Regions from separate parts of the Mus musculus genome. Here region 1 is linked to region 2. A link is a loop called in an ENCODE intact Hi-C map of the cell type or tissue named here. Cell type or tissue: heart. All regions are shown on one strand.

What was found. A loop is a pair of places that touch in the nucleus more often than their neighbours do. Peaks named below come from ENCODE experiments on the same cell type or tissue, not always from the same donor. Only the 100,000 strongest peaks of a DNase experiment are listed, where the experiment ranks them.
Region 1: a loop joins it to region 2, with 4 times the contacts of the local background. A loop is called at or near these places in 1 of 42 quality-filtered maps.

Annotation. Positions count from the first base shown.
Region 1 is chr6:82,769,189-82,774,188 of GRCm38, reverse strand. Hk2 (hexokinase 2) reads left to right here. Exons shown (of 18, transcript NM_013820.3): 1 at 1-271. The coding sequence starts at 209. Among named protein-coding and RNA genes, the nearest start is that of Hk2, 2.8 kb to the left of the region's middle. In heart, a CTCF peak has its summit at 2,105; DNase peaks (open chromatin) are centred at 588, 1,238 and 2,978; H3K4me3 peaks cover 3,242 bases; H3K27ac peaks cover 4,812 bases.
Region 2 is chr6:83,324,125-83,329,124 of GRCm38, reverse strand. It overlaps Mob1a (MOB kinase activator 1A), which reads right to left and starts at 3,086. Exons shown (of 6, transcript NM_145571.2): 1 at 2,858-3,086. The coding sequence starts at 2,871. It also overlaps a transcript of Mthfd2 not described here. In heart, no CTCF peak of the experiment used is centred here; DNase peaks (open chromatin) are centred at 2,854 and 3,114; H3K4me3 peaks cover 2,260 bases; H3K27ac peaks cover 1,539 bases.

The DNA.
Region 1 (5,000 bases), 550 kb after region 2:
AAAAAGAAAAAAAAAAACCCTGTTTCTGGAAACTTGAGGCCCTCAGCTGGTGAGCCATCGTGGTTAAGCTTCTTTGTGTGGCTCCTGGAGTCTTCGATCCCAGCCGGACACCCGGGCCTGGTTTCAAAGCGGTCGGACAGCGCTGCCTGCTCCATCGGTAGCGCTCGAGCCTCGGTTTCTCTATTTGGCCCCGACTCGCCGCAACAAGATGATCGCCTCGCATATGATCGCCTGCTTATTCACGGAGCTCAACCAAAACCAAGTGCAGAAGGTAAGTCGGCACGGGCGGGAGCTTCTGGCTCGCTTCGGACCAAGTTGCGTGCTCTCCCGGAATCTGGAGCACGCAGAGGACCTGCTTCCTCCTCCTTCGGGGCTGGAGACGTGGAACCAGTCTGGGTAGCTGGGAAAGTCCTGCGCGCGAGAAGCCACGTCTGCTAGGCACCCTCGTGGCCCGACCGCTCACCATCGATAGTCCCACCTACCCGGGACCTGCGCGCACCCTCCCCACCCTTAGAGCCCCTAATTTCTTGATGGGACGGCCGCCCTGCACGTAGTCTGAGACTGCTGCGCCCACGTGGGAGGAGCCCCCTTCTGCAGCCCCGAGTTCCGGCAGGAGCACGTGGGGAAGAATCCTGCTTAGGGGAGGAGGCGGGGTGGAAGCGTGTAGCAGCTGGGGCCCGGCCCTCTTGAATTTAAGGATGTGTTGAAGAGGCCTTCGGTTCCTCGTGGCGCTCCTTGGGGGTGGATCGGGGGTGGGGTGGGGGAGAGAGCCACCCAGGAAGGAGCGGGAAAGGGCGCAGAAAGACTAGCCTGCCGCGCCCCCTCCCCGGAACTGAACTGCCCGGAACTGAGGCTCGAAAGGGGCGCCCCCTCACAGCAGACCTTCCTGGGGACCGCCCCGCCTCGTCCCCGTGTCTGGCCGCCGAGTTGAGGGCGGATTTTGGATAGTATGTTCTGATTTGGAACTAAAAGTTACACGGAATGGACTCATCTTCCCACCCCACGATCCCCAGAGTTCTTTTTTTTCTTTTTTGTTTTTGTTTTGTTTTCTTGGTTTCTGAAAATGAACCTTTAGTCGCTCTGACCTTCCTGAGCCCACCTCACTCTGCCTTCCCGGCAAACTCCAGTTCTCTCGGCGCGCCATTTACATAAGAAAGCGCCTCCGGCCCTGCTTGGAGCCTCACTCTCCTCTTCGGGCTAGAGAGGTGGGGGTGGACCGGAGCCAGGCCCGGAGCGCTCTAACTCCCAGGAGAATTGAGTTTCTAAAATACCCAGGATTACGGGATTGGTTCCTACCCTAGTCCAGGATTTAGGAGAGGGAATGGTCTAGTATGGGGCAGGGGCCGAGGGTGGGTGCTGTCCAGAGGTTTGTGTTAGAGCTCAGTTACACATTTGAAATTACAGTGTCTCACAGGAACAAATTTTAGGGAAAGTGCCTTGACCACGTTCCAGCCCCCTCCCCCCTCTTCTCTTGGTCCTGACTGCGTGGGAGAGGTTGGTCGGTTGCTTTTGATGTATCCAGGGCCCTGGCAGATGAACCTCAGATTTGAGAGAGGTACCTGATTTGAGTTTATCGGTTGGTTTTTCTCTAATATCTTGGGACGTGGCCCTTCGCTTTAATTCGGTTTGTTTAGACATTTGCCTTTAGGCTGGCATGATTTTGCAGGCTCCATTGGGCTTATCTATTGATTCAGCCAACTCTTGACAATTCCTAAAACACAAAGTGGAGGAAGACTCTCTAGTCCTAGGGAGAGTGAATTTTCCTCTTGGACATCTGGATTCTTTTTATGAACTTTCTCTCCGATGATGGGACTGTGGTTGCACGACAGGTAGACACCCCTAGGGACGTGCGGTAGAATCGTCTGTTCCCGGGAATGGAAAGGGAATTAACCAGAGTATCTGAAAGTGAGTTCTAACTTCTGTCTTGTGGTTCATTCGCCACCCAGAGCCTCTTGGGAGGCCTGTTCCTACAAGATGCAGGTGACTGTGCCCATCCCATTTTATGGTGACTGACTGGGCACCACGATGTGAGCCTTTTGTTCCTTTACGTTTTTCTTTACACTCCCAACCCCAGGACACTTGGATGTACTTCCTCTAAGTTACCAATAGGGGCAGAATTGAATCAGGCCTGTAACTTAAAAAACCAGGTGTCACACGAGGGATTTAGATTCCCAGTTTAGACTCCCTGATCTGGCTTAGGTGTGCAAAGCTGTTTGATCCCCCTCAAGTTTGAGAAGAGATGCAGAGTATATTGGGAGTGTCTCTGTGCTGAGGAAGAATTATAAGATGAAACTGGTTTAGAAACGCTAGGTATATTTTGTTTTTGGTTTGAGACAAGGCCCCTCTACAGAGTCCGCCTGTTTGTTCAGTAACTCGCTGTTGTAGACCAGACAGTGTAGACCAGATCACAGAGATCTGCCTACCACCCTCCACCTTTCATTATCCCTGGCGGGCTGGACACTCACCTGTAGACCAGGGTAGCTTTGAACTCAGAGATGCACTTTCCTCTGCCTCTGCAGGAAAGGCATGGCCACCATGCCTGCTTTCTGATTGGGACTTTTCTGGAACTCCTCTAAGATTATCTTATTCTTGTCTTAGCACTTGGAAGTCATAGATAGTAACCAGCTACAACTAGCTTCACTTGGCATCCTAGTGGGCAAGTGCAGTGTCTACTCGCTTTTGCTCATTGCTATTGTGTAATTTAATGGAGAGCACCTGCTCTGGCTGCAAACAGAGCCCTGTTCCAGGTTCCAGACAAGGTTAGCTCATGAATATTCAAATAACTTCCCAAGATAAGCACGTTTGTTTTGAGTGTTCTTTATTGTATTGACACGGAACTGAGGTCACGATTAAGTTGTCCAAGATCACTTAAGGTTATTTTTGTAAGAACACCCGGATGGATGGCTTTTGCTCCTTGGTAAGAACAAATTGTTCTTGAGCTCACAGGCTTGCCTGCCTCTGGGGAACATTAGGGCTGTGCAGTGTTCACTCACGGTGCTGGGAACACTTTTACCCAGTGGTGTAGGCATGTAGCCGGTTTCCAGCTTGGCTTGAGCAATGGCATCGGTGCCACCAGAGCCCTGAATTCGTTTTTATCATCATTCTTCTGACAGCTACGACCCTGTCAGTTGGTCTGTGGACTCCTTGCAGACACCCAAAGAGTTTCCCAAGTTCTAGTCTCACCCAGACTGGAGTATTCCGGGAGCCTTCTTCTACACTCCTGTCTGCTACCCCCTCATTCCAGCTTCATTTTTCTTGCAACTTTCTTGCAATTTGAAACTTTCACTTCTCAGGCCCTGAACATGGAGTCTGGCTTTTCTCTGTGTACCGCTCCATCTGCACGCCTCCTCATTGTGCTCCTATCTCACTGGCTCTGCACGTCCCAAGGACTGGGTTAGAGGTGGCGTCACACCGTTTTCCCAACCTTGGAGCTTCAGACATTTTGTGCTAGAAAAATTTTGTGAGCGAGGGGCTATTGCAGTCTACAATAATATTCACAGTAAATAATTCTGTTTACCTTTTCCCTGTTTGAGACATATAGCTCAGGCTGGCCTCCAACTCTATACATAGAGGATGACCTTGAAATCTTGGTCTGATCCTCCTGCCTTAGCCCACATGGAACCTGCTTTATGTGGTGTTGAAATCAAACTCATGGCTTTGTGTATGATAGGCAAGGACTTTACCAACTGAGCTGCGGCCCCAGCTCCGCTTCCTCTTTTTATTATATACCTGGCTTGCCTAAAACTGCTATGTAGACCAGGTTGGTCTGGAACTCAGAGATCCACATATTTCTGCCTCTTGGGTGCTAGGGTTAAAGATGTGCACAACCACACCCTCTTCGTTCTTTTCTTCCTTTTTTTCTCTCCTACCCCCCTCTTTTGAGGTTGTGGGACCACAGCTTTCAGAGAAGGTCCTACCAGACTCACGGGGGGGGGGGTGGGGGGTGGAGGAACCAACTAGAAAGCTATGGGAGGTGCCTTTGTTTCAGGGAGCCACTGGGGAAGATTGGTGCTCTCCTTCTGGGAGTTTTCTGTCAGCTTTCTATCCAAGGTAGACATTCGAGCTGGCCCCCCCCCCCCGGGGTGGGGGATGGGGGGATGAGTGGGGGTGGGGCGTGGGTGGGGGAGGGGGAAGCTGGTGCTACCTTTCCAGGGACAGAGGCAGTGGTTCTTGGGAGAGGTTGCAAGATGGAGTCCAGAGTAAGCCTTGGCAGTTTGGGCCAATTAGGAAACGTTCTTTCACTTGTGTTCTTTCTGGGGGAAGTGACAGTCATACTCAAAGGTCTCGACTTGACTGTCAGCTGGGGCACCCCAGGTTGAAGCATCCTTTGAAGTAGCTGACTTCCAGTAACTCCCTTTCCCAGGAGTGAAAGGGCAGAGGATGTCCAGGGCAGGTGGGAAGTGTGCACCTCTGGGAGCTGGCGTTGTCCCCGGGGCTGGCTTCCCACTGGGGAAAACCTTAGAGGTGGGCTCACCAGACCATGAAAGCTGTGGCTGCCCTGGATTCATGGCCTTCCCTTAGGGACCAGAGGTGGCTGTCATGCCCTCATTCTTTTGGTTCAGTAGGGTGGGGTCTCCTAGAACCACAGTAGGGTATTTTGCCCCTCATATTCAGACCGTGGGCTATTGAGTGCTTTTTTCTTCTTACTAACCTTGGGGAGCCCCAACTCATAGTGTTGTAGTTAGTCTCCCCTTACATTTCATTATTACTTTTTGAGGTGCCAAGGGTTAAATTTCAGGGTCCTAGGCAAGTGCTCTATCACCTAACTTCATCTCCAGTCCCCCTTGCTTGTGTGCGTGCACACATGTGCACACGCGTGGTCGTCATGGTCTCATACTGCACGCAGTCCAGGCTGAGCTGGAACTCACTATGTAGCCCGGGTTAATAATCCCAAACTCATGACAATCAGTTTTCTGACATTATAGTGCTGGGTGTGACCCACCCCATCCTTCCTAGCCCTTGTATGCCTTTAATAGGTTTTGTCTTCTTTGGTTAGGATT
Region 2 (5,000 bases):
ACTTCTCCAGCACCATGTCAGCAGGTATGCTGCCATGCTCCCCACCATGATGCCAATGAACTAAACCTCTGAAACTGTAAGCAAGCCCAAATTAAATGTTTTCCTTTGTAAGAGTTGCCCTGTTCTTGTGTCTCTTCACAGCAGCACAACACTAAGACAAGGAGGATCTCTGGAACTTGCTGGCTTCCAGCCTAGTGGGGATAAAAAAGGAGTTTCAAGTTCAAAAAGATACCTTGCCTTAAAGAAGAGGCAAAAAGTGATAGGAGGCCCCCAATGCCCTCTTCTATGATGCTCTGTGTATCAGGACACAGCATCACACAGTGTGTGCCTACTCCACACTCACAGATCTACATATATGAAACAAACAAGTAAAAATTTAAAAGTGTTAGTGCAGGAGCAACACACAAGTTGTTGCATAGGACAATCTATTATCCCCATCTACCAGAGCATTTAACCAAGCAGTTCGTGTGGGGGAGGACACACTGTAGATTCTAGTGCTTGTTATAGCAACATCTTAACAATGCAAATCTACTCCTTCCATGCACTCGTAGATATGGAGTGTATATCCACATCATGGGATGCTGTGCAGTAAAAATAGGTAATGTGGTATATATAGTCAAAGCATAGCTGAACACATTACAGAACCAAATTAGAGCAAAGTCTATTTTGGTAACCCATAGAAAGCACAAACAACAACAAAACAGAAAAAGCATTAAAATAAGACATATCAGAATTGTGACAACATCTAAAAGGGGAAGGGAACAGACTCGTGGACTTACACCTTACCTGTGAAAGTAAATTTTAAATAGTGTAAAAAGTAAAAAATTATGAAAGTACTAGACTAAATATCATACTTTATAAAGAACTATATACATTAGAAGGATCACCCCAGGAACACATGGAGACAGGAAACTGAATAACAGGAAACTGAATATGGAAAATTAACATTAAATGATTTCTTAAGATTCAATAAGATCTTCATATGATAAATTGAGGTTTGTGCTTCAAGGGCTGAAGAGATGGCTCAGTAGTTAAGAACACTTGCTGTTCTTGCAGAGGACTGGGGTATACAGCTCCCAGCACCCACATGGTGGCTCACAACCATCCACAACTCCAGTCCCATGGGATTTGATGCCCTCTTCTGGCATCCGTGGGTACTGGATGTACATGGTATACATACATACATACATACATACAAGCAAAACACTCATACTCATAAAATGAAAGTAAATCCTAAACTGGGTATACTGGTATACATCTTTAATCCCAGCACTCTGGAGGGAGAGCGAGGCAGATCTCTGGGAGGTCAGCCTGGTTTACATAGTTAGCTCCAGGACAGCCAGAGCTACATTGTGAAACCCTATCTCAAAAAAAAAAAAAAACCAAACAAGCAAAAAAAAAAAAAAAAAAAAAAAAAAAAAACTAAATAACTAAATAAATCTTTGAAAAATACACTTACATTCTTCTAATGATGCCATCAAAACAGTTAAAATAACGCTGAGGATGGAAGAAGTCACAGATGTAATGAGACACTCATATCCAAAATACATAAAGAATTCTTACAACTGAAACCAAAAAGTCAGACGGACACAACCACTGCACCATATACACACGTGGAAATGTCACAGTGAAACCCATTAATTTGTACAATTAACAGATGCTAACAAAATAAAGAACAATCTGATTTTAAAATAGGAAAAGGATCTCAATAAACTCTATCCACAAATAGTCTGAAAACACAAAATACAGACACAGACACACACACACACACACACACACACACACAAACGATGCTTAACATTGCTGGTCATTGGGAGAATGTAAATCAATAAATTCCACTTCACCCTCAGATCTATCAGTGGTAATTACCAGGCAGGTGTGAACTGAAGAATTCTGAAAACTCAATACAATGAGAATGGGATGTTAAATGCAGTGCAGGCTTTAGAAGGCTTGGCAGTGCCTCAAAGGCTAACATGCAAAAACCTCACTAAGACCCAGGAGATACCATCACACACACATACCCAAAAACCTATAACCAGCTGCTCACAGCAGCGTTATTCAGAATAGCCAAAGAGTGGGAAAAACTGTCCATCGGTTTAAGTTATAAATAAAAACTTCCATTTACCTCACCTGGCTGAAGAGCTATGGACAGTCCACAAGAAGAGTCAGGTTTTTCAGGGACAAGCTCAAATAGACTCATAATGAAATAGTCAGCTCTACACCCAAGTACATACAGACGACACTAACTGGATCCATTACGTATGTATGTTGTATAGACGTAATATAGAATATAGATAAGAGAACATGAATTTGAATGGGAGATGAGAGGGCACTGGAGGAGTTAGAAATGAAAATACGCATCTATTAAGTTCTCAAAAAAAATAAAAACCTTAAAAAAAATTCACATGTGGGCCGAGATGAAAGCACCCACCTTTAATCCCAACATCTAAGAGGGCTCGAGGCCAGCCTGGGCTACATAGCAAGACCATTTCTCAAAACAAAACCCCCACATTTAAAGGAGGCCTGTCCTAGTGGCCGAGGCTGTATCCTGGCTCCTTGGGAAAGCAGAGGCAGGAGGAGTCCAGGTTCAAGCCCCGCCTGGGCTAAGAGAAAAGTCACATTGGAAGGAGCAATGCCCTCTTCCCAAATGCAAACCTGTGGGAAGCCACTGAGAACCTGCGCCTTTCTTTCTCAGCCTGGTCTGGTCACCGAGGCACTGCACATTTTCCTGCGCTAGCCGATCCCGGGGCGGCAGGCCCGGAGCAGCCCTAGGTCGGGCTCCGCCCTCCGCTTGGCCCCTCGGCCCGGCCCTGCCGACCGACACCCGCCCCGCCCCGGCCCGGCCCGGCCCACTCACAAGAGGAAGCTCATCCTCGCTAGCCCGAGGGGCCGTGGCCCCCGCCCCGTCAGACTCGGCGCCGCCGCGGGCACCGGGAGGCAGAGGACGGTCCGCGGCTCTACAGGGCTGCCGAAGCTTCACGGCCCGGGTTTGGTACCGAGTTCCAGCCGCCGCGACCAAGCACCGACCGCGGGCTCCTCCGCGCTGCCTCCCACAGCTCCGCGAGCCAAAATGCGGAACCAAGAGGATCTCGCGAGACCGGGCTTCTTCCCGTCCCGCTGAGCTTCACCCTGCCCCTTCCTGAGCTCAGCCAATCAGTATTCTGTGGGCACGGGAGGGAAATGGGGCCAACTAGGCGCCGCTGTCAACTGTTCCGTGGCCGAGGGACGTCTGCCAGCGCTACTTGGTGACTGTTTCGCTATTTAGAAAAACTTGATGTCTTCTCCTAAAGGAATGCTATTCTGGCCACCTCGCCTGTTGATGGACACCTGGGAGGTTTCTACACACACACTGTAACGCTGCTATGAATGTCCATGTGCATGTTCCGTGTGGGAGGATATGTTGACACCAGGTGACACTATGGTAGAATGAAGAAAAGAGGGGGGAGAAAAAAAACCTGTGGAAATAAATGAAACTGCAGATGCGCAGTGGCAAAGATCCAGTATTTTGCCGGTGGTTTAAAACCATTTGAATGCCACCTGTCACATTAATGTCATCAATTTTATTTTATCAACTTTTGGGTTCCTGTTTGTTTGCGTGTTGTTCCTTGGTTGAGACAGGATCTCAGGTGTTCCAGGCTGCCCAGGCTGGTTTAAAGTTTACTATGTCGCCAAGGATGACCCTGACCTCCTGACCGTCCTGCGTCTGCTTCCCAGGTGCGGGAATTACAGGCTTGAGCTACCACCTGCCTCCTTCTATTAACTTTTTAAACCACCTTTTATACATTTGTATTTATTAGTGTGGTATGTAGTAGTAGCTGGTTCTCCTTTTCTACCTTGATGGGGGGGGGGGCAGCCTAGGTTATCAGGATTATTCAGTAAGCTTTTTCTTTTCTTTCTTTCCTTTTTTTCACTAACTTCTGTAAATTTGTATGTGATTTAGAGTATGTGCCTTGATATATTTTTTGAATCTTTTGTTTGTTTGTTTTTGGTTTTGTTTTTTGTTGGTTTTTTTTGTTTGTTTGTTTTCCTGGTTTTTTGAGACAGGGTCTCTATGTAGTCCTGCTGTCCTGGAACTTGTTTTGTAGATCAGGCTGGCCTCGAACTAACAGATATCTTCCTGCCTCTGCCTCTTGTCCTTTTATTTGTTTATTTTTTTCATAAGTATATTTTTAAATAACATATTATTAAGGTTTGAGTCTGTGTCCTTATGTTTATATCAAGTCAGGACAAGCATGATGATACACAGCTTCTTTAATCCCAGCACTGGGAGGTAGAGGCAGATGGGTCTTTGTGAGTTCATGGCCAGCTTGGTCTGCATAGCATGTTCTAGGACAGCCATGACTACATAGAAAGACTCTCAAAAATTATATGTGTGTGTGTATGTATGTGTGTGTATGTATATATATATATATATGTATATGTGTGTATACATATATGACATTATATGTATACACACACATATATATATATATGTATATAACTATAAAAATATGATGTGAGAGGCTTGATTAAGAGCACTTAATACCTGTATAGTATAGTACCTGAGTTCAGGGTCCAGCATGCACACTGTCTGTAACTATCTGTAACTTCATTTCCAGAGCATCTAACACTCTCTTCTGACCTCCACGGGCATCAGGCATACATGCATGTCACATGCATGTAAGCTGGCAAAACACTTATAAAATAAAAAAAAATCTTCTTTTAAAAAGGAAAAAAATGCTGGGTGTGGTGGTGCACGCCTTTAATCCCAGCACTCGGGAGGCAGAGACAGGCAGATTTCTGAGTTCGAGGCCAGCCTGGTCTACAAAGTGAGTTCCAGGACAGCCAGGGCTACACAGAGAAACCCTGTTTCAGAAAAAAAAAAAAAAAAAAAAAAAAAAAGCAGACTAAATGAACTCCAGGTTTGTTGTTTGTTTGGGGCTTTTTTCCATCTTTTAATGAAATGATTCTTAAAATTGTAGAATTATTAAATCTATGAGGAAAAAACTTATTAAAGACAC